4 separate regions of the Homo sapiens genome follow, and regions 2, 3 and 4 are each linked to region 1. A link is a contact called in ENCODE Hi-C or POLR2A ChIA-PET data. All regions are on one chromosome and are shown on one strand. Each heading gives the region's core, a stretch centred on a gene start or an enhancer-like site at or near the end of the contact. The rest is flanking DNA. Distances are from core to core; before and after follow the strand shown. Region 1 overlaps LOC105376218 (a long non-coding RNA gene). Region 2 overlaps PALM2AKAP2 (PALM2 and AKAP2 fusion). Region 3 overlaps PALM2AKAP2 (PALM2 and AKAP2 fusion). Region 4 overlaps PALM2AKAP2 (PALM2 and AKAP2 fusion).

Region 1 (6,571 bases), core at 3,873-6,372:
AAATATATTCATCCTTTTAGTCACTTATTCAGCATATATCAAACACCTACTATGTCTAGATTTCATGTTAGTTTCTGCAATGAATCAATAATTTCCTTGTCATTTTAAAATAATATTTATCTATCATCTTAGAGATGCAACTTGGTCCCCTTCATCCAGCAATTTCTACTCTAACCCGTTTTTCACATAATAGCCAGAGTAAATTTTGTAAAGTTACAATTGTATTGTAGGATAAAGGTCTAACTCCTTAATGTGGTTTACAATGCCCTTTACAAAAGTCTCACTTTTACTTACCCTCTTAGTCTCTGCCTTTCTACACTTACTGTCTAGCCATACTGAATTACTTCGCTGTCACTCGAGACTTAGTTCTTTGCATGCTCTTTCCTCCACCAAAAATATTTTTTTTTCTCCTCTCCTTACCTGGCTTCTTTTTTAAAAACTTTTATTTATTTATTTATTTATTTTGAGACAGAGTCTCTCTCTATCACCCAGGTGGGAGTGCAGGGGTGCAATCTCGGGCTCACTGCAACCTCTGCCTTCCAGGTTCAAGCGATCCTCCTGCCTCACCCTCCCAAGTAGCTGGGATTACAGGCATGCACCACCATGCCTGGCTAATTTTTGTAGTTTTAGTAGAGACGGGGTTTCACCATGTTGGCCAGGCTGGTCTCAAACTCCTGACCTCAAGTGATCTGCCTGAGGCCTCCCAAAGTACTGGGATTACAGGCGTGAGCCACCGTTCCCGGCCTCTTTACCTGACTTCTTTTCTTTACCCTTTAGTTTCTGACATAAACATCTTATCAGTGAAACCTTCCCTAAGGAACAATGCCAAGTCAGATGACCATAGTGACCTATGCTTTCCACCTTGCAGCACATAACACAGCCAGTTATTTATTTCCTTGCCTCTTCTACTGGACTGTAAACCCCTTGAGGACAGGAAATATACTTTGCTTGCCCTGGAAACCTCGTTATGTGAAATAGCACTTTGGCATACCTTGGTAAAAAAAAGGCTGAATGAGGAAGTGGAAGAGTGAGCCATGCATTCTTCCTGTCTCTCTGAGTGAGGTCATTCAAAATGGCAAGGGTGTAAAGACGAGGGAGGCATTCATTTGCCTTGCCACTTGACTACATGGGTTGGAATATTTGATGGTAAATGCACATACTTAATCATACTCTTTTTTAAACACTACATTTAAATTCTAATTTACTATTAAAATATTTCCAACTTAAATCAGTAATGCCTTAATTTTTCTTATGGAGAAGAGTGTGTGACTTACTCTTCTTGTTTACTTTAGTGCATTATGATGGACTGAAATACAAAACAATTCCAAGATCAACTTAAATATATTTTTCTTGTTTTGGAAGCAGAATAATAATAACAAATTAACTAATCTAGAGAAATAAATATGTTCAGTAGAGAGATAATTGCATTTGCTTGGGTAAAATATTTTGGCTTGCTCAGTATCACATGTATACAGCTGTATTTCTAAAACAACTTTATTCATAAATAACATTTCTTTAAATATTTATTGATAATGATATGGCAATCTAGTATACTATGACTTTAACCTCTATAGATTCTAAGATCAAATATGTAAATGAAATAAACATACATCTATGCATATTCAACTAGGAAGCATTGTATTGAAACACTAATGATAGTATTAAGGGTTGAATTTTATTTTCATTTTTTTACTTTTCTATATTTTTCCAAACTTTGAGAATGAGCACATAGAAAAGAAAACCAATTAACATTTTTATATATGAGATAGAGCAGAAAAGATAATGACATTGTTCAAGAGAGAAATAGTAGATATGGGTGTTCCATAAGTTTCTTGCTAGCTTTAAAACTAATTTTATGAGTTCTCAATTGTACTGTCAAAAAATATATAGATTTCAATCCAGTAGAGATTCAAATAGAAATATCTGTCAAATATTCTTTCTTAATAGATAATTAATGAAAAAGCATACAATATGACTGTCATAAAAGGTGAATGCCTTTCACCTCATGGGCACTTACGTATCTAATGAATCCATGAACTGGTCAATGAATAGAAACTGAAGTTTGTGTATTAAAATCCTGTCTCTGCTGCCCTCCAGTGGCTTAACTCTGAAGAACTTCAAAAGAGAAAATCAAGTGCCATCTATTCCCAGATCCTTATTTGTGGTGAGTATGAATGCTCAGGTGTGTGAGCTTGGGATTTTTCCTGGACAGTTTTGTATTTGTCCTATTAGATATTACCTTGGTATATCAAGACCAAATTCCCAAGACTAAATGCATTACCCATCTCCTCCCACCTGCAGAAGGGTAAGCTGGAGCAACTGCCATAAATGGTGCCAATAAATACTAGCATTTGTTCGTGGACAGTTTATAGAGACTTTTCAATTGTGTTATCACAGAAAACTCCTAGTAAGAAATAGTGGTGATAGCAATTGCATCTCGTTTATTAGAAATTTCTCTGATTCCCTTTACAAAGTGGGTGATGGTGTCAGTGTTATCTTTAGGTATGAAAACCCTATGAACAGCTTATAGTCTAAAACTTACAATGTGGTGCTGTAGAAAGATGTTAGCTTAGCAGCAAACATCATCAATAAATATCTTCTGCAATCTGGTAACCATTAGAATTATATATTTTTTATTGCCCTGGACTATGAGAATTACATTCTGAATTCATTTGGTATCTTGTGTAGGCATAGGAGAAAACCTTTTTGTATCTAAGAAAATGGGGTTTTTGACATTGACTATCACCTGTTCCCAGATCTCCTAGGACTCAGACCTCAGACCTCACACCCCTGAAAGCTGAAACCTCGGGGGTTTCAGATAGTGATCTCTAATTGAGTTCTTGTCTAGATGAATTCTTAAAATATTTTACCTTTCCCTGTTATTGTGGTTCTGGAATATTCTTTTGGTTTTAGCCAAGGAAATCTCTCAATTTCTTCAAAAGTTTGCTACTGTGCCTCTAGGTGGTACAATTATTTCCATCTTTTTGCTCATTTGCAGCCTGTCTTTTTGGATTATAGTCTCTCACTACTTAAGCAATTTCTTCCTTTTCTGTAGTATGTCTCATTTGTCCTTCATAATAATGAATGTCTGTGTTTTTTATTCTCAGGTAGATTACTGGAATTTTACGTATATTTTATTGGTGTTCTCATGAATGCTTGGATTTAACAATTGTACCATTTTCCAACGTTCTATGTCATAGTAATTTTGCAACTTGTTTTCAATTAATAATATGTTGAGAATAGTGTACATAAAATGCATTTTAGAACTAATCCTAAGATAAAGTGTCTCACCAAAGCATATTTTATAACAATAAAGCAGTAGAAAAAATAAGTTAACTAAATGTCCAACAAGTGGAGATGTATTATATAAATTCAGTACCATCAAAAATGTAATATTACTCAGTAATTAAAATTATATTTTATTTAAATGTTCATTGGCTTGTGAAAAGTCTATAACATACCAAGTAGAAGTTAAAGTTATATTTTGTAAGTTAAAAAAATTTTAAAAGGTGAGAAGTATATACAAGATTTTTCCCATTTTTTTAGAAATGGATATGCATGTGTATATTGTATGTATGTTTATATGTTATGTATATGCACACAAAAATGCCTAAAAGGATATGAGTTACTAATAGTGATTTTATCTTTGGTGTGGTTGTCATTATTTAAATCTAAAATAAAAAAAATCTTAACTCCATTATCCTTCATGAAGCCCTTAATCTAATCGAATAGTTCCTTAAACTCTAGCATATACTACTTTTATGCTGTTGGTGGGACTGTAAACTAGTTCAACCGTTATGGAAGTCAGTGTGGCGATTCCTCAGGGATCTAGAACTAGAAATACCATTTGACCCAGCAATCCCATTACTGGGTATATCAAAGGACTATAAATCATGCTGCTATAAAGACACATGCACACGTATGTTTATTGCAGAACTATTCACAGTAGCAAAGACTTGGAACCAACCCAAATGTCCAACAATGATAGACTGGATTAAGAAAATGTGGCACATATACACCATGGAATAATACTATGCAGACATAAAAAAGGATGAGTTCATGTCCTTTGTAGGGACATGGATGAAGCTGGAAACCATCATTCTCAGCCAACTATCACAAGGACAAAAAACCAAACACCTCATGTTCTCACTCATAGGTGGGAATTGAACGATGAGAACACATGGACACAGGAAGGGGAACATCACACACTGGGGCCTGTTGTGGGGTGCGGGGAGAGCGGAGGGATAGCATTAGGAGATATACCTAATGTTAAATGACGAGTTAATAGGTGCAGCACACCAACATGGCACATGTATATATATGTAACTAACCTGCACGTTGTGCACATGTACCCTAAAACTTAAAAGTATAAAAAAAAATAAATTAAAATAAACAGCTGAAATGAAAAAAAAAAAAACTCTAGCATATACTTTCAGTTTCCTAAACACTCTCATAAATGTATTGTAGTGCAATAAAATCTAACACATTATAATGCCATCTTTATTCTATCATCTCCTATCAGTTCTTAGTGGAATAAATTTGAGATCAGAACAGTAAGATAATTCTATTGACCAATGGACATTACTGAATCGGGGGAAATTCCAAAGTGGAAATGCACTGTGTCACACGTTTGTTTATTATAGTTGCAGCCTCAGCATTCATAAGTTGTTAGGAATCCCATAACCACTTAGGACTGACATAAGTTGTTTGAATCCCAGTCATACCCCGTCACCTTTGGCCTAGTTAAAACTCCCCCTTCCTGCGAGGTTGTTTGCAAAATAACATGCTTATGCCTCATACCACTGATCCAAAACCCAATGCATCCCACCATTGCCAAGCACAATAACACCTAATGGTCAACACCAGAGCTCTAAAAATAAGTTCCTCATTCACACATGTTTTCTTTACACTAGCCAATCCACAACTTCCGCAGGAAAAACTAAGGGATAGTGCCCGTGGCTTTGGTCCTTCCTAAAGACATAGCCCCACAGGTTCCCCTCCTCCCCATCTCATTGCCCACCCACTGGTTGAGCTTCCTGCTACCACCTACAGATTTCCCCATAGGCCTCACATTGGCACCCCCAACCTCTCTGGAACCGGTGAGTAATAAATTGCTTCTGTTTTATGCATTTTGGTTTCACAACCTCACTGAGTCTCACTTGGCTGACATACTTGAGGCTAACTTTCCCCCTATCAGGGCTCTCCTAGGGAGTGTCTATCTCGGCTTATGGCGACTCTCAAGAGAGAGATCACAAAAACAAAGCAGACAGAAATGATAACAATAGAAATCATAACACACTGCATTGGAGAAGTACAGAGAGTTTTCTTCAGACCTCTTAGGTTCTGTGGCTGGGTCTGAGAATTAAAGTAACAGAAGACATATTAACAAGAGAAAAACATACAAGTTTAATTTTTTTCATATGTACACGGGAGTCTTCATAAGGAAAATTAAGACCTGAAGAAGTTATTAGGCCTCAATAGTTATATATCTTTTTAAACAAACAACAATAAATTGTGAGGATGTGACAACAAAGAGGCTTGGGCCAAAGGCAGTAAATGTGGGACAGTGACTAGGAAATATATGGGAGAGACTAGTGGAAGATAAGGACTATTATAATAGATTTGTTTGTACGATTGATTTTGGTGTCAACTCCAAGTCTCCAGTGATAAAGATGGTCTTCTCTTCCTGGTACAAGAAGGGCATCTTTTTCACGGGAAATTTTATGGCCTGCTTTTAGATAAAAGGTGTTCAAAGCGTATTTTCTGTATCTGCTGATTCTCAAGTGTCTCCAGCTCAAAATAATCAATATGCAAAACAATAAATTTGGGGGTGACGTGTTCTGAACCCCTTTAGAAGAAAAATACATCAAGTTTGGTTAATAGACAAAAAATAAAACAAGATAAATAGATAAATTAAAAAGACATTTGTCATTGAGATTTATGGAGAGACACACAACAAAAGGCAAACAAATTGACCAATCTGTGGAATGCCTTCCATTCCTGTTGCAACAAAAGTAGACAAATAACACAATAATAATTTGACCTGATAGAATTAAAATTTTACCAAAAGCTGAACAGAGCATATAACACTCCCAATTTTCCTGGCAATGGGGCTGTCATTTCTATAATAATTACATTTTAATGAGGATAAAACATATCCAAATAAGATAAGCAATAATTAAAATCTGAGTCACATGTGTTCTACTTAGTTCCACTTTAAGGAAAGATCTGAAGAGGAATTGAGAGATTTTTGTTGCAGGCCAAAAATAAAGTTATGAGAAAATAATTTGAGTGATATAAATGAATGATAAAATTAAGCCTTTGTTCTGAAGAGCCTCTGGGTATCACACAACTGTGTTTGTCCCAGTGTCTTTGATGGTGATAGCCACATTGTCTCACCTGTTCTTCCCATCAGCATTTCTGATTGGAGAAAATGAAGACTAGAAAGTGGCAAAAGCTCATTCTTTCAGTGGCCTGAGAAACCCAGTAGCCATAATGAAAAATGTTGACAGATTTTAACTATATAATTACTTAAATACTCTTTCGGGATAATGATGGTTCATAAACAAGA
Region 2 (6,656 bases), core at 3,307-5,806, 600 kb before region 1:
TGGTGTTTTATTGGCTATTATTGCAATGATTGACAAGTTTCAGTCTATGACCACATTGGACGAAGGGGAATGGGTGCCAATAGTAAAACCTGTTGGATTTAGATTTGTTATCTCAAAATCTGTTATCATCTGGAGAATTAGTTTTTGAGAAGAGTTGCTAGTGGGAGAGAAGACAGCATGTTGCCAGTGTAGCTGCAGATGTGGTACAGACAGACATTCAAGTAGTCAGAAAGACTGGAGTTTGCTTTTATAAAGCAAACGGCATATTCCTTTTTTTTTTTTTTTTTAAGACGGAGTCTTGCTGTGTCGCCAGGCTGGAGTGCAGTAGCGCAGACTTGGCTCACTGCAACATCCGCCTCCTGGGTTCAAGCAATTATCCTGCCTCAGCCTCCCGAGTAGCTGGGACTACAGGTGCTGGACACAATGCCCGGCTAGTTTTTGTATTTTCAGTAGAGACGGGGTTTCACCATGTTGGCCAGGTTGGTCTCCATCTCTTGACCTCATGGTCCGCCTGCCTCAGCCTCCCAAAGTGCTGGGATTACAGGCGTGAGTCACCGCTCCAGGCCACAAATGGCATATTCTAATAGAAGCAAGTCTTGTCCAAATCCCATTTGATAAGATTGCTACTTAACCAGGCTACTCATCCATGGTACCAGGATCTTGACTGAAGTTGTATTTGGGTCCCTCTAGTTTAGACATCATTCTCGATCTCCGTTTCTTTTTCTTTTAATGAATACCTGAAAATTTCTCACAAGAAAAGATTTCTTTTACCCCTGCCCTACCCCAGGAAGATTTTTCATCCATAAGAACTGAACTCATTCTGAGGAATAAATACCATACACTTTAAATAGTTGAGCAAAATAGAAATTTATTTCTTTATTCATTTTGAGGCAGAGTCTTGCTCTGTCACCCAGGCTGGAGTGCAGTGTGGCATGATCGTGGCTCACTGCAACCTCCACCTCCCAGGTTGAAGGGATTCTCCCACCTCAGCCTCCCAAGTAGCTGGAATTATAGGCATGTGCCACCATGCCTGGCTAATTTTCGTATTTTTAGTAAAGATGGGGTTTCACCATGTTGGCCAGTCTGGTCTGAAACTCCTGGCCTCAGGTGATCTGCCCGCCTCAGCCTCCCAAAGTGCTGGGATTACAGGTGTAAGCCTCTCCACCCAGCCAGCAAAATAGAAATATATTTAAACACATCAATAAACCCCTACAAATATTCTAGAGTTCTTCTCTTAATGCCAGTTCCTTCTCACTAAGGAATTTGTGAATTTTCTAGGTGGATATAACTACAGAAAATGCTTGTTTCTATCTTCTCCTTTAGGATTCCCAATTACGGAGCAGTCATTGACTTTTTTCCTTTGGGTATAAGTTGTTTCCCACCCCACATTGCCTTACATAACCATGATGTCTTTGTATCTAAATGAAAGTATTATTTTTTCTGCTCCACTTCGTTAATCAGAGAAATGCAAATTAAAACCGCGATGAGATACCATCTCACGACTGGGCATGGTGGCTCACACCTGTAATCCTAGCACTTTGGGAGGCCAAGGTGGGTGGATCACAAGGTCAGGAGATCGAGACCATCCTGGCCAACATGTGAAATGCCGACTCTACTAAAAATACAAAAATTAGCCGGGTGTGATGGCGCGTGCCTGTAATCCAAAGCTACTAGGGAGGCTGAGGCAGGAGAATCACTTGAACCAGGGAGGCAGAGATTGCCGTGAGCCGAGTCTGCGCCACTGCACTCCAGCCTGGCAAAACAGCAAGACTCTGTCTCAAAAAAAAAAAAAAAAAAAAAAGAGAGATACCATCTCACACCAGTCAGAATGGCCATTATTAAAAAGGCAAAATAACAGATGTTGGTGAGGATGCAGAGAAAAGGGAACAGTTATACACTGTTGGTAGCAATGTAAATTAGTTCAACCCCTATGGAAAACAGTAAGGAGATTTCTCAAAGAACAAAACTACTGTTTGACCCAGCAATGGATATCTACCCAAAGGAAAATAAATCGTCTTATCAAAAAGACACTCACACTCATGTTTTCTGTAGCACTATTCACAGTAGGAAAATCATGAAATTAACCTAAGTGTTCATCAGCGGTAGACTGGATAAAGAAAATGTGGCATATATACACCATGGAATACTACATAGTCATATAAATAATGAAATCATGTCCTTTGTAGCAACATGGATGCAGAAGGAGGCCATTATCCTGCAAGAATTAATGCAGAAACAGAAAATCAAATACTGCATGTTCTCCCTTATAGGTGGGAACTACTACACATGGGCATAAAGATGGAAACAGTAGAGACTGGGGACTCTAAAAGAAGGGGCAATAGAGAAAGGAGAAAGGGTTGTAAAACTACCTATTGGATACTATGTTCACTGTTTGGGTGATGGGTTCAGTAGAAGTCCAAATCCCAGCATTACGTAATATACCTTGTATCAAGCCTGTTCATGAACCCCCTGAATCTATAATAAAAAAATTAAAATTAAATAAAAAGAATTATTTTTTTTCTCTCTGTATATAACTGCCTGGAGCTCATTAAGCACAGACTCCCCCTCTTACATTTAGCTATAGCTATTCCTACTTCTAATAGCTACTTTATATATCCTTGCAATATCAGCTATTCCTGCCTTTTGCCTGAGAAAACAAAATATTCTGTTAATAAAACCTGATACACTGACACTTTTCAAGGGAAATATCAGCAGAAATTACAAAGATAGTTGGGTTTCTTCCATATTGCTCTTCTTGTGATAAAGGTGTCTATTTTAGTATTTATAAATTTTCTTTCTGAAAAAGGAATACAATGTTTTGAAGGTGCTTGCTTTCTCTTTGCCTTCCATTTCCCTTGCCATGATTGTAAGTTTCCCGAGGCCTCCCAGTCATGCTTCCTGTTAAGCTTGTGGAACTGTGAGTCAATTAAACCTCTCTTCTGGCTGAGCATGGTGGCTAATGCCTGTAATCCTAGCACTGTGGGAGGCCGAGGTGGGTGGATCACCTGAGGTCAGGAGTTCAAGACCAGCCTGGCCAACATGATGAAACCCCATCTCTACTAAAAATATAAAAATTACCCGGGCGTGGTGATGCATGCCTGTAATCCCAGTTACTTGGGAGGCTGAGGAAAGAGAATTGCTTAAACCCAGGAGGTGGAGGTTGCAGTAAGCTGAGATCACGCCACTGCACTCCAGCCTGCATGACCAGAGTGAGACTCCATCTCAAAACAAAAAACAAAAAAACCCTCTCTTCTTCATAAATTACCCAGTCTCAGGTAACTCTTTACAGCAGTGTGAAAATGGACTAATAAACCTGTGAATGTGACTTATTTGGAAAAAAAGTCTTTGCAGATACAATTAACAATCTTGGCTGGGCACGTTGGCTCATGCCTGTAATCCAAGCACTGGGAGGCTGAGGTGGGTAGATCACTTGAGGCCTGGAGTTCAAGACCAACCTGGCCAACATGGTGAAACCCTGTCTCTACTAAAAATACAAAAAAATTAGGCATGGTGGCACACGCCTGTAATCCCAGCTACTCCGGAGGCTGAAGCACGAGAATCATTTGAATTCAGGAGGCAGATGTTGCAGTGAGCTGAGATCACACCACTGCACTCCAGCCTGGGTGACAGAGTGAGACTCTGTCTCAGAAAATAATACTAATAATCTTGAGATGAGAGCATCCTGGATTTACCAGATGGGCCCTAAATCCAATGACACATGTCCTTATAAGAGACAAAAGAGGATACTCATATACACAGAAGGCCATGTAAGGGGACTGAGGCAGAGGTTGAAGTTATGCAGCCCAAGTCAAGAAACACGTGGATCCACCAGTAGCTAGAAGAGGCAAGGAAGGAGTCTTCTCTAGAGCCTTTGGAGGGAGAGGAGTGCAGCCCTCCTGACACCTTGAATTGGAACTTTTGGCCTCCAGAATTGTGAGAAAATAAATTTCCGTTGTTTTAAGCCACCAAGTGTGTGGTAGTTTGTTATGGCAACCCTGGGAAATGAATGCACTCAGATTCTGCCAAGAATCACACCTATGCTTCTTGAGTGCAAATGCCATAGAGGCTGATAAACCAATATTACGAAGATCCACATAATTTTCTTATTTTACTCTACTTACCCTTATAAATTGTTTTTTACCTGTTCTTGTTTTGGGAGAACCACTAACTTTTTTCAGCCTATATTTATCATCCTTCACTGGAAGAAAAGGGTAGCTGTATCTCAGAATAGCTTCTATTTTATATCCTATTCTGTTTTGTTGCTTGTCCAGACATTGAATTTAAAAAAAAAAAAAAACAGGTATGGATCAGTATTTCTTGAAATGCCTGACCCTGAGAATCACCTGCAGCAATGTAGAAAACAACAATAACACAGCTTGCCAGACATCTTTCAGAATTCAGATTCAGAAGACCTGGGCTTGAGAATTAGCATTTTTAATAAGTGCTCCAAGTAACTTTCATGATTAGTTTCAGAAAATCTTGTCTTAGCACACCACTAATGCAGTCTGGGGGTGGCAATGTGAGCCCTACTATTGCTCTTGGCTCTCCAGTTGTCCAACCAATCTGAGGCAGGATTTGGATACTTCCCTATTCAGTGCCCTTTGATTACTTCCCATTTCAACACTGAATAAGCCTCAGGCTTCCCCTGCCTTCTAGACTTTCTTACTCTTAACTTCAGTTTCATTTTTAGCATTGTCTTTCACTGTGTCTCTCTCTGTACCCATTCTTGCCCTCTTTATCCGGTCTACTTGTAGCCTGGATACTGTAGCTTTCTTTTTAAAAAGCTGAGTTGAGCTTTGCACGGTGGTGGGAAGATTGCTTGAGCCCAGGATTTCAACCCTAGCCTGGGCAACATACTGAGACTCCATCTCTAAAAAAATAAATGAAAAGATCAAGCTGATAATATCCCTCTGCTAAGGCCCTGCTGGCCTTCCCATGGCTCCTGGAACAAAGACCAACTCTTGCAGGCACTGTGTTTTTTAAAAGCCCCTGGCTTTCATTCACTTCTCCCTTGATCTTCCTGCTCTCCCTCTCTCTTTATATTCACATCTTTGGCTCAAATATTCCCTCCTCCAGTGGCACATTCTTTTCTTTTTTTTTCTTTATTTTTATTTTATTTTATTTTATTATTATTATACTTTAAGTTTTAGGGTACATGTGCACAATGTGCAGGTTTGTTACTTATGTATACATGTGCCATGTTTGTGTGCTGCACACATTAACTTGTCATTTAGCATTAGGTGTATCTCCTAATGCTATCCCTCCCCTCTCCCCCCACCCCACAACAGTCCCCGGAGTGTGATGTTCCCCTTCCTGTGTCCATGTGTTCTCATTGTTCAGTTCCCACCTATGAGTGAGAACATGTGGTGTTTGGTTTTTTGTCCTTGCAATAGTTTGCTGAGAATGATGGTTTCCAGTTTCATCCATGTCCCTACAAAGGACATGAACTCTTCATTTTTTATGGCTGCATAGTATTCCATGGTGTATATGTGCCACATTTTCTTAATCCAGCCTATCGTTGTTGGACATTTGGGTTGGTTCCAAGTCTTTGCTATTGTGAATAGTGCCACAATAAACATACGTGTGCATGTGTCTTTATAGCAGCATGATTTATAATCCTTTGGGTATATACCCAGTAATGGGATGGCTGGGTCAAATGGTATTTCTAGTTCTAGATCCCTGAGGAATCGCCACACTGACTTCCACAATGGTTGAACTAGTTTACAGTCCCACCAACAGTGTAAAAGTGTTCCTATTTCTCCACATCCTCTCCAGCACCTGTTTTTTCCTGACTTTTTAATGATCCCCATTCTAACTGGTGTGAGATGGTATCTCATTGTGGTTTCTTTTTTTTTTTTTTTTTTTTTTTTTTGAGATGGAGTTTCGCTCTTGTCACCCAGGCTGGAGTGCAATGACGCCATCTCAGCTCACCACAACCTCTACCTCCTGGGTTCAAGCAATTCTCCTGCTAAGCCTCCTGAGTAGATGGGATTAACAGGCCTGTGCCACCACGCCCGGATAATTTTGTATTTTTAGTAGAGACGGGGTTTCTCCATGTTGGTCAGGCTTGTCTTGAACTCACCACCTCAAATGATCCACCCGCCTCGGCCTCACAAAGTGCTGGGATTACAGGCGTGAGCCACAGCACCCAGCTCCAGTGGCACTTTCTAACAAGCATTGCTTGTTTCACATTCTCATAGGACCTAACAGCTCTCCTTCATAGCCACTCACATCAATAACCATAGATGTCGGGCAGGTGTGGTGGCTCACACCTGTAATCCCAGCACTTTGGGAGGCCAAGGTGGGTGGATCGCTTGAGACCAGGAGTTCGAGACCAGCCTGAGCAACATGACAAAACCCAGTCTCTACGAAATACAAAAAAATTAGCTGAGTGTGGTAGCATGTGCCTGTAGTTCTGGCTACTTGGGAGGCAAGAGATGGGAAGATCGCTTGAGCCCAGGGAGATTGAGGCTGCAGTGAGCTGTGATAAAACAAAAAATAAAATAAAAATAAAAATAACCATAATTTTCATTGCATAATATCCAGTTGCCCTTGCTACAATATCATTTCCGTAAGGGTCATTTTTCTGTTTCATTTTTTACTTGTTAGAGGCTCTAAATTGTAGTTCTTTTTTTAAATAACACAACTTTATTAAG
Region 3 (7,207 bases), core at 3,478-5,977, 740 kb before region 1:
GTATGCAGGCAGTCTCACCCATTTAGAGCTAGAATCCCAAGCCAGAGGAAGGAAATCACAATAGCCTACAGGGGTGGATGGTGAGGCCTGGATTCAGGGGCCATTTCTTGTGTCTTAGTCATGACTTTGGGCCAAATGGGCACTGGATGTGTGCTGAGATGAGCTGTGCTCCCTGGAGCTGCTTTCTGTAGGAGCAGGACTGTGGTGAGCATCGTTTCCTCTGCAGGGCCTTCTGAGGGAGGAGTTTCTTCTACCCTGGAAGTCAGCTTCTGCTTCTCTTCATCTTGCTGGCATCTTCTCTACCACAATGGTTATTAGTGTCTTTAATCTTCAATCCCATGGGAAGAAAGAGCTGTTATCTCTCTTCCCATAAAGGACACTCAGTCACCTAAGACATTTCTCTGTAGTTGAACATAGCTTAGTTCTCACTCACAGAATGACATTTGAATAGTTCTAAAGGCTCATTGCAAACATGAGCACCCTACGGTGTTACAAAGTCCCTGTGGATTGGCTGGCATGGCTCTGCTGATAGGGCTGAGCTCACCTACGTGACTCTAATCTGCGTGTTGCCTGAGTCCACTCTTGTTTACCCTGCACTAACAGGCTAACCATGATGCTGTCTCTTTCTGGCAATGGGAGAGGTACAAGAGGGCTGAGCAGAAACAAGGCCTAGGCTCAGACTGCCCACAAGCCATCTGCCAAACCAAGTCAATGAGCAAGCCCAAAACCAAGGGAAGAGACAGCCAGCCAACTTTTAGTGGAAGGAACACAGATCAGGGAAGGGTGAAGAATGGGGATGAATAATTCAGTTTTCCAGGAGCATGATTGTTGAATTGAAAACTGCAAGCATTCAGGAAAATGGACCGGCATTAGGGAAACTACAGAAAAGACATTTAAAAAGAAAGAGGACTGGCTGGGCACAGTGGCTCATGCCTGTAATCCCAGCACTTAGGGAGACCGAGGCAGGTGGATCACCCGAGGTCAGGAGTTCAAGACCAGCCTGCTCAACATGGCAAAACCCCATCTCTACTAAAAATACAAAAATTAGATGAGTGTGGTGATGGTCGCCTGCAATCCCAGCTACTTGGGAGGTTGAGGCACGAGAATCGCTTGAACCCGGGAAGCGGAGGTTGCAGTGAGCTGAGATCATGCCACTGCACTCCAGCCTGGCAACAGAGTGAGACTACATTTCAAAGAATAAAAATAAAAATAAAGAGGACTAACTAAAACAATGCAAGAATGCAGAGAGAAAGGAAGAAGAGAGTAAGAGAGAATATGAGTGACTTCAAGATCAAATTTGCGATCTGATCTTTATATAATAGGAATCTTGAAAACTATAAGATCAGATGCAGAACCATTAAATAAAGGCATTTTAAGGGAAATCTTCATTACTCAAGGCAAAACATTAATCTGTAGATCTTTAGATTTGGGCCCCCTAGTCTAAGTCACCCCCAGCAATCAATTAGATTCTCCTAAAGAGATACATAAACTGGTTGCAAACTATAAAGTATATTAGTACAGTTGTGCCCTGAAGGTATTTTCGTCCTTGTTGTTGAACTAAGAATAGCTTGAAGACACTGAAGGAGGAATAGAGAATAGTAACCAAAGAACAAGGAACATTTCTACAAAGAAAGACTAAGGGAAATTGGGCCATTTAGTTTAGATAACAAAAGGATAATGGTATCATAACTCAGAACTTCAAGTGTATGTAGGATCTAGGCCATGTCTTAATTCTTTATGTGCAGGCCATTTTGAATATGGCAAAGACTTCAAATAAAGCATGCAAATTTCTACTTAGATGTCTATTTCCCTAGATACCTCCTAGAAGAAAGAACATAATCACCTTTTAATTCTTATTCTGTGATTCTTTACAGTGCCAGTAACTGTACAAGAAGTTCCAGGTTTACAGACATGTTTTTTTCCAAAATGTTATTTATAAATTGGTGGTGGTTTGGAAGGGCGAATGTTGTTCCTCTGCCAGAATTATTATATGTGGTGCTTAGCTTTTGAGGGCAGCCCACGAAGAAGGAAGGAATGGAGGAAGGAAGGATGGAAAAATGTAACTAGAATATTAAACCCTGGGCATTAGAATCACTTGGGAAGGTTTTTAAAAATAAGAATTACCAGGCCTCATTCTAGGAAATTTGGATTTAGTGATCCAAGTAAGGAGTCCTGTAATCTGTTTTTTAAAAGGGTGTTCCAGATAATTCTGTTGTATGGTCAGGTTCAAGAATGATTGCAGTAAATGGAAAAAAGGATAGACCATAAATGAAATCCCATTTTAATACCTAGAAACCCCCCAAGGAGAGTGGGAAGTAAATCATGTTTATAAGAAAACTGGCTTCACACACAAGGATAAAGGACAACCCAACCCTTGATTCAGACTGTTTCTGAGCCTTCCTACTTTGACCCAAGGATATGTGAAACCTGCTTTGGGGATTCCTGTAGGTGAGAGTAGCTCTGGCTTAGAGCTGAAGTCTCTCCTCCATAGGCCCCACAGTAGAGCTAAGCTTTCATTTGAAGTGGATTAGAAACAGCCTTGGTTTACCAGGCTAAAGATGATCCAGGTCAGGAAAACTGTGTGCTTTACCAAAGGCCAGAAAATTCTACCATTCTTCCAAGATTTCTTGCTAAAATTCAAAGTAATGTGGTCTTGAAGGGGTGACACCAAAGCAGCTGCAAAGGAAGAGGAAAACCCGGCTGCCACAGTGGAGAAATAGATTGTCATTCTTTTGCACAGCTTTTCCCTGGGTAATGTCAGGATTATATTTTTGGCTCCCTGGAAACCAGAATTAAAATAGGCTAAATAAGATTGGAATTGTTGAAAGCAAAATCTGTAGACGTTTCCTTTTTTGAATTTTTTGAATGTCCACATCTTCTGTATGCTTTGCTTCTTTTTGGAGTGACGTATTGAGAAAGCCCAAGAGATTGTTTCTGGCTTGGGCCCATTGCCAGCCATTGTCCGTGCCATTATTGTGTGTGGTGGGTCCCTGGAGGCCACATGTGGACCTCGGGTTGATACTTTCGGAGATTGTAGGTAGTTCGAGCCACACTAGCCCTGTTTACTTCATGTCTGCCCCAAGCATCAAGTCTTGTTGTTTACCTTGTCACTTTCCCACTTAAGATTCTCTTTCATTTCACTGGGTTTTACTAAAGTGTTTGAAATACAGGGTTTTTAACTTCCTTTGATTAGTGAGAAATATGGGGAAAATTTATCTCCCAACCTTATCAGTTGGGGGCAGACCAACCCCAGTGAAGATGAGAAACTTCATGGAGTATTAAATGAAAATGGGATGAGCTGTCACAAAGCCAGGATGTTAATTCTAGCTCTGCTGATCATTTGCTGTGTGACCTTGGGCAAGTCTTTTGCTCTCTTCAGTCTCAGTTTCCTCATATCTTCAGTGAGCCATCTCTCGGGATCTTCCAGCTCTGGTATTCTGAGTTTCTCTAATTTGAGGAGTTGGTTAGAGATCTCTTTTCTCAACAGTGTACCTGTTCCGAGAAATGTTACTGTTATAGAAGGAAGTGGTTTTGGAAACGGGTCAGAGTGGAGGAAAGAGGTTGAGTTCTCAAAAAACTAAAGGCTAGGTATAAGTAACTGATTCATCACAGAGATGACTAATTCATCAGAACAGCTGTCTGTTCTAAAATATGTCACATCAAATATTCATTGAATAAAATATTGAAGTCTCAACTGCTAACCTAGAGAGAGCCAAGCAGCTTTTAAAAAATCAGGATAGAAGTGTACTTTTCATTTCCACATTGGACCTGTGATTCTCTGAGTACCTGTGTGGGTCTCTGGTAAATACCAGAATTCACTTAATTTTCCATATTGTTAGGAGGCTCAAAGCCAAAGGCGTAGAGACATTAGGCATAAGCATATGTATCTTATTAAGCATCTGTATGTTATGTTGTGGGGTTTGGCAACCAAGAAGATGACAGTTACTTACAACTGTTCTAGAAAAGGCAACCACTGAAACATTCATTGAAATCACAAAGGACACTTGCTTGAGATTCATTGTGTTCTTCACATTTGCTATTTTTAACTCCATGATTCACTGTTCTTTTGAGCAGGGAGGGGAACACTCCACAGTGGCATTCCACATCTGTGCACTTCCAGCCGGGGTCCCCACCCCACGTTCAGCCACATTTGCAGCCCAATTATTGTTTCCATTCTTTTGTTTCCTTCCAAAATAAAACTATATATGCTATGTATACAGTAAACTATATAGTAGTGTCTCTATATTGTGTAATATTTCCTGTTTTGTCACTCCCTTCTGGGTAGCGGCCTAGCTTTTCTGCCTCCATTTAATTCATTAATTTTCTAATTTAAGCCTTGTAATACTCCCATGAGGTAGTGATGATGATGATGATGATGAAGAGAGAAGAGAAGCACAGGAGGTGAAGTAACTTGCTGCCCCCCCCTAAAAAAATTCAATGGAAGGACATACAAGATGAATGAAAAATAATTTTAAAAAAGTGAAAGAGCAAGTATTTGAACTCAACTCTGCCTAATTCTAAAGCATGTTCTCAAAAATCCCAACAGAAGTTGTTATTTTAAGCTAAATTTTTTTGAGACCTCTGATATTGAGTGAAATTACACTAACGTGCACCTCGTGATGTAGGAGGAGGGACAGGTAATGTGATTCTCCCTCCTCAACCTCCACACATGCTTCTTCAGAAGGCGGTGCATCAGACGCACCATGACTCTGGAGGTGCCGGTCTTCAGCCTATTGTGGGTGGTCATCATGATGGTGAGACTGCCCCCTTCAGGTTCTTTCATGAAGTGCAGGTTTCATTTTGGGCTTGGCTCCTTTCTGTCTCTTTTGGAAGCCCTTTGTTCCTGATTGCACTTTCTAGCCTGTGTACAGTCTAAACCTCTGCGGGAAACAGTGTGTGCTTCTGAAAAGGGCTCCAGCATAGCAAACTCACTAGAAAGCCGGACCTCAGAGCTTGACCAAACTTGGCTGGAGTCCTAGTTCTGTATTTACAAGTTGTTTGATCTTGGACAAGCCATGTAAACTCTCTGGACTTAAGTGTCCTCGCCTGTACATTGGGGAAAACTATACCCACCTTGCAGTGCTGTTGTAATGTGTAGAGGTCAGGTGTGTTTGTGAAGTGCCAAGAACAGCAGGTTGTCAGTAAGAATAGTGCTGTTGGCTGGGCACTGTGGCTCATGCCTGTAATCCCAGCACTTTGGGAGGCTGAGACAGATGGATCACCTGAGGTCAGGAGTCCGAGACCAGCCTGGCCAACATGGTGAAACCTCTTCTCTACTAAAAATACAAAAAATTAGCCAGGCGTGGTTGCAGGCGCTTGTAATCCCAGCTACTCAGGAGGCTGAGGCAGGAAAATCACTTGAACCCAGGAGGCGGAGGTTGCAGTGAGCCGAGATCGCACCATTGCACTCCAGCCTGGGCATCAAGAGCAAAATTTTGCCTCCAAAAAAAAAAAAAAAAAAAAAGAATAGTGCTGTTCTTATTGTTGTTTCTTCCATCCCCCTACAGCAGAGTTTCTTAACAGCTGTGCTATTGACATTTAGGGCTGGATAGTTATTTGTTGTGAGTGGCTGTCTTGAGTATTGCAAGATGTTTAGTAGCATCCCTGGCCTCTACCTAGTGGCTTCCAGGGGCACCATTGCCCTTTCCCAGTCATGATAATAAAACATGTCTCCAGACATTGCTGAATGTTGCCTTGGGGGACAAAATCTCTCCAAGTTGAGAACTACTGCTCAAAAGCCTGGCATTATGTGTATTGATACTAAGATGAGAATCTCACCACCGAGTAGTTCCAGAATACAGAACCCTAAAAAGATTTATGAAGATAACATTAGTGATTCTCAGTGCAAAATGACAAAGTGTTTCAGTTACTTGAAAATAAAAGGCTTCTCTTATGCACTGAGCCATGAAAGTCTGTTCAGAGTTAAAAAGAAATAGTTGCTTTTTTGGTTTTTGCATTCAGTATTGTGCTGCTTTTGCAAAGGCAATAATTTTATGACAGTTCATAAAACCATGGAATCTTAGAGTATGCATAACTGACATGTTATGCGGATCAACTCCTATCTGATTCTTGAATTTGCAATGAACGTAATGAGTGGGAGTGAAAAAACAGTCTCTCCCCAAAGCCTGAAAGTGACAGGAAACTCATTTACTTGCAAAATAAAACCCAAGTATATACTGGAACAACTCTAATTATTACAGAGGATCCTCCTTTGGGATGAAAGTTTTGTTCCCTGCAGCTCCTACCCTCTCTCTGGTCCCTGCCCTATCCTCCAAGGACCACACAGAAAAAGCCCTCTTCACTGACTGAAAAAATCTAGATGCTTAGGGTTTGTGGTCAGCTTTGCAAGCTGGCACAGGTAAGGGAGGAAACACTCTGAAATTGCAGTGCAGCATTTCAACATTTCATGTGTGTTACTTAGCAACAATAGCAGGAGGCCTGCCAGATGTACCAGAGTCATCGTGCCTCGCTCAGGTTTTGTAGGATCCATTATAATCATCTCATTATTGGTCTGGCAAATTGGGTTTATAGTGCCCAGAACTATGAAAATAGTAGTTGAATTTCTTCCATACACTGAGGCCATGTAAGAGCCATATTTGGGAAATACATGCATTTCCCAGCCCTCAGAACAATTGCTGCAATGGAAGGAATTCTGCAAAGTCAACTTTTTTGGTAGCCAGTTCCAGGCTTTTTGGCCTATGATTGCCACACCCCAAGTTTTCTCTCTACAAAAAGCTTTGATAATAGTCTTTTTCCAATTTTAGGTCACCTTGCATAGCCCCTCTGGCTTGTAACGTGGTCATTTCCAACCGTTCTACATTCTTGATGAAATGAAAACAGCAAGCTTCCTGTTGACATACTCTTCCACAGTTTTCATGAATTATGCATTTTGAAGGCAGCAGACAAGATGGTGTCTCAGTCCTTTCCAGCGATTCTCCAGCATGGAGGTCTTATTTGGTACATCCATCACAAGGGCCCGGAGCCAAGATGATCTCTTGAGCACAATCCCCACTTCGTGTTTCCCCTTTTCACTGTGTAGGCCACAGGGAAGAGTACTGTGGGACCCGAGGCTGCTTGATACTCATCAAGGCCCGCTTCCTCCAGCCTTCCTAGCTTCTCTTTCCCTCAGGTCTAGGCGTGGAGCCCTCCAGGACAGCGAACGGGTGATAAAATATACAAACTGTCTCTGATTATGGGATTTTGGCTC
Region 4 (6,838 bases), core at 505-3,004, 570 kb before region 1:
GATCAGTGTTAAATGCAGGGCAGAGATGGACTCAAGAGTGGGAGGCATTGCTTTTGAATGGAATCACAATGTGTATATCATTTTAAGTATTATTTTTATGGTATGTTTCATTATCAAAACCATCTATAGCCTCCAAAGGATGACAGGTGTTATAGTGTGAGTGGCGTAGAGGGTGTTGAGATAGAGGAATGAAAAGAGAAGAGATCGTTCCCTTTCCACTCACCATTCATAGAGGAACTAAGTTTTACCTTCTAGGGAATTCCCTGTAATTCCCAGGGACGCCTTGTCCTTGCGGTTCCCAGGCAGGATGGTAGGAGGAGCTAAGTGGGAGGGAATTAATATTTCTTGAGTGTCGGCTGGTAAGTTGGTTGCTTTACCTCCACTTTTTTAGAGACAGGGTCTCTCCGTGTCACCCAGATGGAGTGCAGTGGTGTGATCATAGCTTACTGCAACCTTGAACTCCTACCTACACTATTTTACTTAATCTTTATAGTCACCAGCATTTTTCAAATGGAGATACTGAGACATTTGGAAGTCACATAACCATCCAGGGGTCCCACAGCTACATAATGTCAGGTCAGTTTTCCTACCCAGCTCCTTCTCTGTTTTTTTTTTTTTTGTTTTTTTGTTTTTTTTTTTGCAACAGAGACTCGCTCTGCCATGCTGGAGTGCAGTGGCGCCATCTCAGCTCACTGCAACCTCTGCCTCCCCGGTTCAAGCGATTTTCCTGCCTCAACTTCCTGAGTAGCTGTGTCTACAGGCGCGTGCCACCACGCCCGGCTAATTTCTTGTATTTTTAGTAGAGACGGGGTTTCACTGTGTTAGCCAGGGTGGTCTCCATCTCCTGACCTCATGATCCGCCTGCCTCGGCCTCCCAAAGTGCTGGGATTACAGGTGTGAGCCACCACGCCCAGCCCTCTCCTTTTCTTACTAAACCAGTGCTGTAGGGGCTTGCTACTCCAAGTGTGGTCTGGGGACCTGCAGCATTCCTGTCATCCAGGAGCGTGTTAAAACTAGAGTATCCTGAGCCCCATCCCAGACCTACTTAATCAGAATCTGCATTTTAGCAAAATCCCTAATGAGTCCTGAGCATGTTACTGTGTGAGGAAGCTCTGCTTAGAGGAGGAAAGTCTGACAATTACAACTATGCATCCTGGCCAAGACTCAGGACTTGAATCCATGGACTGGACCCGAAACATTGGTCTATCTCAGTGAGGGAGGAAGGGTGCTACTAGAATCTGATGGGTAGAGACCAGGGATGCAGCTAAACGCTCTATAACACACAGGACACCCCCTTCCACCAACAAAGAATTATCCTGCACAAAATATCAATGGTGCCAATGTTGAAAAACCCTGGTCTAATTGTCTAGATGTAGAATTCACATCCTGTAGATATGTTTCGTAGCCTCAGATGTATGCAAATCTCTAGGAAGTAGATCTTAAAGGAGTTGATACAAATTGCAGTGTGCTATGCAAATGGGAATATTTTTATTGGGACTTGAAAAGAGAAAAAGAGCTTAAACTGAAGCATGAAAGATTTCCATTAGAGTTTTGAGAGTGTCAGACTCTCAAACAATAATATCAGGGATGCAGTGGAAAAGTTTCTAAGCATGTACTGAGTACCCACCATTGAGGGTGCTACAAGGCAACATTCCCTCCCATTCCCAATCCTGCCTGGCAACAGTGCCTTCTGTTTCTTCATTTTATTCCTAAGACTTGCCCTGGCCTTTGTCCTACCTTTCCGTTCTCAAGCAGGATATGCTGGGTCAGTTGTGCCACCTGGAGGCTGGGGGAGGAACGCAAATAATGAATAATTGGTAAAGGGAACCAAAGCGCTGTTTCTACCATCTTTTCCTCCCTGCCTGCGTGGATCCACACCTCACTGTTTCTTACTCAACTCCTTCAATGCCACGACACTGTAGCCACTTCCACTGGTGGACACATATCCTCTCTCCCTCCTTCCTTCCCATTCTCTTTAGATCCTGGCCCAGAACATCTGAAAAGATCTGTCCTCCCTCCCCTGTCTCTCTCCCTTTTTTTCTTCTCTTTCTTCCTTTTCTGAGCTGAACAGCAACCTGTATCAATACTGGGAAGTAAAATGAGTATGCTTATTGTATACTGATGGAAAGTTTTTTGGTTTTTTTTTTTTTTTTTTTTGAGATGGAGTCTTACTCTGTTGCCCTGCTGGAGTGCAGTGGTGCAATCTCGGCTCACTGCAACCTCCGCCCCCTGGGTTCAAGCGATTCTGCTGCCTCAGCCTCCCTAGTAGCAGGGATTACAGGCATGTGCCACCACGCCCACGTAATTTTTGTATTTTGGGTAGAGACAGGGTTTCACCATGTTTGCCAGGCTGGTCTCAAACTCCTGACCTCAAGTGATCCGTCTGCCTCGGCCTCCCAAAGTGCTGGGATTACAGGTGTGAGCCACCGCGCCCAGCCGATGGAAAATGTTTTGAAGTGAAATTATATCCAATAAAGAGCTCCTGTCATTCATCCAGTTGTGAGAGTCCCTTTGAGAGTTGCCAGAAATGTCTGCTGTCTTGTTTTTACTCTTAAATTAACTTGCTCTTTCTCGAAGTACAGAATTCTAAAACAGAGTTGGTGTTTTTGTTGTTGTTCTATTATGTCCTCCTGCTTTCTTTAGTTGTTGGTACTAGAATAGTCATTTTCTACTACTTTTTCATGGACATTATCCTTGAAATAGGTTATTCTAGACAAGTTTTGGAACCCAAACTGGATTTAAGACCAAGGCATTCCAAGAAAAATAAAATCTTTTTGCAATTTCTATGCATCATCTTTTTATAACTTTCATTCTCCTTTGCAAAGGAAATGTGGGGCTGTGGATGTGAAAGGAGGTGGGGGCAGTGACCGGCCAGCTGCAGAACATTCAAGCCTGGCCTTTGGACTCAGAGACTAGGGCAGAAGAAGCCAGAGTGCTAGGCTTCTGGCCAGAGTGGAATGTGTCTTCCCAGGAGTGGGAAGCCTGTGTTTTTCCACCTTACCATCTGATCTGCTCCAGAGGGCTCTGCATTAGAAAAATAGGGAGCTATGGGGAATGACTAGGGGGTGGAGATCATGAGAGCAGTGTCTATGGAGGATTATCAGTTATGCTCAGAAAGGGAAGATTTGGCACCTGGTCATCGATTTTTAGTACAGTAATTGTCTTGAGAAAAGTATTTGAGAATCAATATTAGAAACAATTTTTAAAATATATCAGTCTTAAAGGTACATAAATGAGAGGAAGAAAATCAGAGATCAGGGTGTCTGCAAGATGGTCTACTAGGCTTTTTATTATTGTAATTTGTGATTGAATGCCCTCTGTGGGGCCAGGTATTTTGTTTTTGTTTTTGTTTTTGTTTTTGTTTTTGTTTTAGATGAGTCTTGCTGTGTTGCCCAGGCTGGAATGCAATGGTGCGATTTCGGCTCACTGCAACCTCCGCCTCCTGTGTTTAAGCGATTCTGTTGGCTTGGCCTCCCAAGTAGCTGAGACAACAGGTGCGCACCACAACATCCGGCAAATTTTTGTATTTCTAATATTCACCATGTTGGCCAGGCTGGTCTCGAACTCCTGACCTCAAGTGATCTGCCCACCTTGGCCTCCCAAAGTGCTGGGATGGGCCAGGTAATTTTATTTTAGCCTGACAACTACTCTTTGGGGTCCTTGGATAGTTTTTAATTCCATTTTGAAGATGGAAAAGTGAGATGAATTGGTCAAGGTCAGGCCCACAGGCCCTATTTTTTTCCCCTTGCATTGTTACTGTGCTGGGTGACAACTGGTGCTGAGACAGCTGCTGTCTCCATCACTCTCATGAGGAAAGAGGGTCAACAGGTCCAGGAGTTTTTGTTTGTTTGTTTGTTTTAGATGGAATCTCACTCTGTTGCCCAGGCTGGAGTGCAGTGGCGCGATCTCGGCTCACTGCAACCTCCGCCTCCTGGGTTCAAGCCATTCTCCTGCCTCAGCCTCCCGAGTAGCTGAGACTACAGGTACATGCCACCAGGGCTAGCTAATTTTTGTATTTTTGGTAGAGACGGGATTTCGCCATGTTGGCCAGGATGGTCTCCATCTACTGACCTTGTGATCCACCCGCCTCAGCCTCCCAAAGTGCTGGGATTACAGCAGGAGTTTTTACTCTAAATATTAAGTTAAGCTTACAAGTTAAGCTACTTGTAAGCTGTCTGAAGGTCTATTTCCCTGACTTTGCAGTTCCTTAATTTTGAAGGCAATCTCTGCCTGTATGTCTTCTTCCTTAGAGACCTTTGTCCCGTTAAGGTAACCTCCTCTCCCAGCCCACACCTTCTAAAGTACCTTGTCACGTCTCATGAACTCCACAAGGGTCCTCTTGGGCATGATAATGTGTGTCACCTCTTGCAAGATCCACTAAACCCTCTTTGCCACAAGTTATGCTTTTCAAAGTCCGCCTGAAAATATGCTAACAAGAATCATTGTACAACTGACTTGCAAATACTTGAACAAATACAAATTAACAATTACTGCAGCTTTATGAAGAATGCATCCAAACCAAGGACAGAGTGGAGGAAGACATAATACAATGTATGGGTACAATTTAATAAAACCTTGAACCTTTAACATGGGCCCATTTTCATGCATGCATTGTGATCAAGTTTTGTTCAGAAGGGTGTAACTTAACTTTGAAAAAAACTATACATTTTTATGTGTTTTCAGTGAGTTTAACCTTCCATAAGCACAGATACTCTGTTATAAAAGTGAGTTTAAGCTGCTTCTTGATAATGAATGTTGACTGAAAGTCAGGCCCTATTTCCAGTGTCATATGTGGATTGTCATATTTAACCCCCGTAACAACCTTTGATAGAGATACCATTATTTTATATATATATATAAAATATATATATTTATTTATATATATATGTGTGTGTGTACATATATATATGTGTACAACAGGTACACACCACCACGCCTGGCTAATTTTTGTATTTTTAGTATAGATGGGGTTTCACCATGTTGGCCAGGCTGGTCTCGAACTCTTGAGCTCCAGTAATCTGCCTGCCTCGGCCTCCCAAAGTGCTGGGATTATAGGCATAAGCCAACATGCCAGACAAATATTATTATAATTTTTTGTTACAGATGAAGAAACAGACACAAGGGTTTAGGGCAAGGGTACACAGCTAGTGGCAAAGCCAAGCTTGGAATCCCTATAGGCTAGTGGTTAGAGACAGTCTCTTAATCATTCCTGTTTTTACTATGCTGCCTTCTTAGTGCTTAATACAAACTAAGCTTGTTGTCTCCTTTTACTATGGTTGGGGGTATAAATCTCAGTCCATAAACAAAGGCTTACAAAAAAATAGCATTAAAAAAATTTTATTTTAAGTTCCAGGATACATGTGCAGGACCTACAGGTTTGTTACATAGGTAAACGTGTGCCATGGTGCTTTGCTGCACCTATCAACCCATCACCTACATATTAAGCCCTACATGCATTAGCTAGTTATCCTGATGCTCTCCCTCCCCACCCCCTCCAAGAGGCCCCAGTGTGTGTTGTTCCCTTCCCTGTGTCCATGTATACTCATTGTTCAGCTCTCACTTGTAAGTGAGAACATGTGGTGTTTGGTTTTCTGTTGCTGCATTAGTTTGCTGAGGATAATGGCTTTGAGCTCCATTCATGTCTCTGCAAAGTACATGATCTCATTCCTTTTTATGGCTGCATAGTATTCCATGGTGTATATGTACCACATAAAAAATAGCATTTTAAAACTTATGTAAATTAATTTTATCTCCAAGCCTTCAATCTGTCCAACTATAAGAAAATGTACCCCATTATTTTTAGACACACCCACCCTAGGATTACCTGCAGGACCTAAGGTTTTAGAATGTGCTAGGTTGTGGGAAGTGGTCCATCCAACACCTATCTACAATGGTTTCAACAGTGATTTCTAGCACATGTGTTATATTAGTTTGCTAAGGCTGCCATAGCAAAGTACCACAGCCTGGGTAGTTTAAACAACAGAAATCTATTTTCTCATATAGTTGTAAAAGGAAGTTAAATTTTGGGACCCCAAACTCATTTAGCCAAAGGGAAAAGTCAAGCTGAGAACTGGGTCACGCAAACCTGCCTCCCCTCTTTGGTTCCTAAATAAGATGGCTACAAGATGAAAAAATACCTGCCTTCCCTATATTTTGCCCACAGGGAAATTCCTGGTGAGCTGTTAAAACTTCACCATGGCAATGCAAATTGATAGTTTATCTTATACAGGCGCAGTCACCCAGGCCCTGCCAGACTCAAAAGCATATCTGATTGTTCCCCTACCCCATTTTGTCTGTGCTATCTTATGTAAAATGCAGATTCTCCACATTTTTTCCTCTGCCCCTTTTGTTTATGTGAAAACTGTGTGCTTCTCAATATCCCACCTTTTCTCCTTTAAATTTGGAATCCTCAAAATCATCTCTGGAGAAAGGCATACATCTGTCTCCCAGGCATGTTCTTAACTTTGGCAAATAAATCTAAAATGATTGAGATTTGTCTTGTCATTTTCTTCCATTGACAGAGGCTAGAAGACCAAGATCCAGGTGTTTGCAGGGTTGGTTGCTTCTGAGGGCTGTGAGGAGAGGTTCTGTTCTAGGTCTTGGCTTGTAGATGGGTGTCTTCTCCCAGTGTCTTCACATGGTCTCTCCTCTGTGTATGTATCTGTGTCCAAATTTCTATTTTTTTTTTTTTTTTTGAGACAGAGTTTCACTCTTGTCACCCAGGCTGGAGTGCAATGGCACGATCTCAGCTCACTGCAAACTCTGCCTCCCAGGTTCAAGTGATTCTCCTGCCTCAGCCTCCCAAGTAGCTGGGATTACAGGTGCCCACCACCACGCC

What was found. A loop is a pair of places that touch in the nucleus more often than their neighbours do. ChIA-PET counts read pairs that join two places held with the same protein, here RNA polymerase II (POLR2A). Pooled maps may share reads with other maps.
Region 2: a loop to region 1 is called in a pooled map, with 3 times the contacts of the local background. The contact joins two enhancer-like sites. A Hi-C loop is called at or near these places in 1 of 37 single-sample maps with no recorded cell type and 1 of 50 pooled maps. POLR2A ChIA-PET finds 5 or more read pairs at or near these places in 1 of 52 experiments (activated T-cell).
Region 3: a loop to region 1 is called in a map of endothelial cell of umbilical vein, with 3 times the contacts of the local background. The contact joins two enhancer-like sites. A Hi-C loop is called at or near these places in 4 of 168 maps with a recorded cell type or tissue (GM12878, HepG2, endothelial cell of umbilical vein and 1 more), 7 of 37 single-sample maps with no recorded cell type and 6 of 50 pooled maps. POLR2A ChIA-PET finds 5 or more read pairs at or near these places in 1 of 52 experiments (PC-9).
Region 4: a loop to region 1 is called in a pooled map, with 4 times the contacts of the local background. The contact joins two enhancer-like sites. A Hi-C loop is called at or near these places in 1 of 168 maps with a recorded cell type or tissue (HepG2), 2 of 37 single-sample maps with no recorded cell type and 7 of 50 pooled maps.

Annotation. Positions count from the first base shown.
Region 1 is chr9:110,621,554-110,628,124 of GRCh38, forward strand. LOC105376218 (a long non-coding RNA gene) reads left to right here. Exons shown (of 3, transcript XR_007061731.1): 3 at 1-3,589. Among named protein-coding and RNA genes, the nearest start is that of MUSK, 44 kb to the right of the region's middle. RefSeq lists an enhancer at 4,834-5,003. Within about 2 kb of position 5,123, at least 2 of the 41 ENCODE cell types and tissues checked have a DNase peak (open chromatin) inside an H3K27ac peak, as active enhancers do.
Region 2 is chr9:110,017,460-110,024,115 of GRCh38, forward strand. The region is part of intron 7 of PALM2AKAP2 (PALM2 and AKAP2 fusion); the gene reads left to right. Among named protein-coding and RNA genes, the nearest start is that of C9orf152, 190 kb to the right of the region's middle. Within about 2 kb of position 4,557, at least 2 of the 41 ENCODE cell types and tissues checked have a DNase peak (open chromatin) inside an H3K27ac peak, as active enhancers do.
Region 3 is chr9:109,883,269-109,890,475 of GRCh38, forward strand. All of the region lies in intron 3 of PALM2AKAP2 (PALM2 and AKAP2 fusion), which reads left to right. Among named protein-coding and RNA genes, the nearest start is that of PALM2AKAP2, 110 kb to the left of the region's middle. Within about 2 kb of position 4,728, at least 7 of the 41 ENCODE cell types and tissues checked have a DNase peak (open chromatin) inside an H3K27ac peak, as active enhancers do.
Region 4 is chr9:110,056,762-110,063,599 of GRCh38, forward strand. All of the region lies in intron 7 of PALM2AKAP2 (PALM2 and AKAP2 fusion), which reads left to right. Among named protein-coding and RNA genes, the nearest start is that of C9orf152, 150 kb to the right of the region's middle. Within about 2 kb of position 1,755, at least 6 of the 41 ENCODE cell types and tissues checked have a DNase peak (open chromatin) inside an H3K27ac peak, as active enhancers do.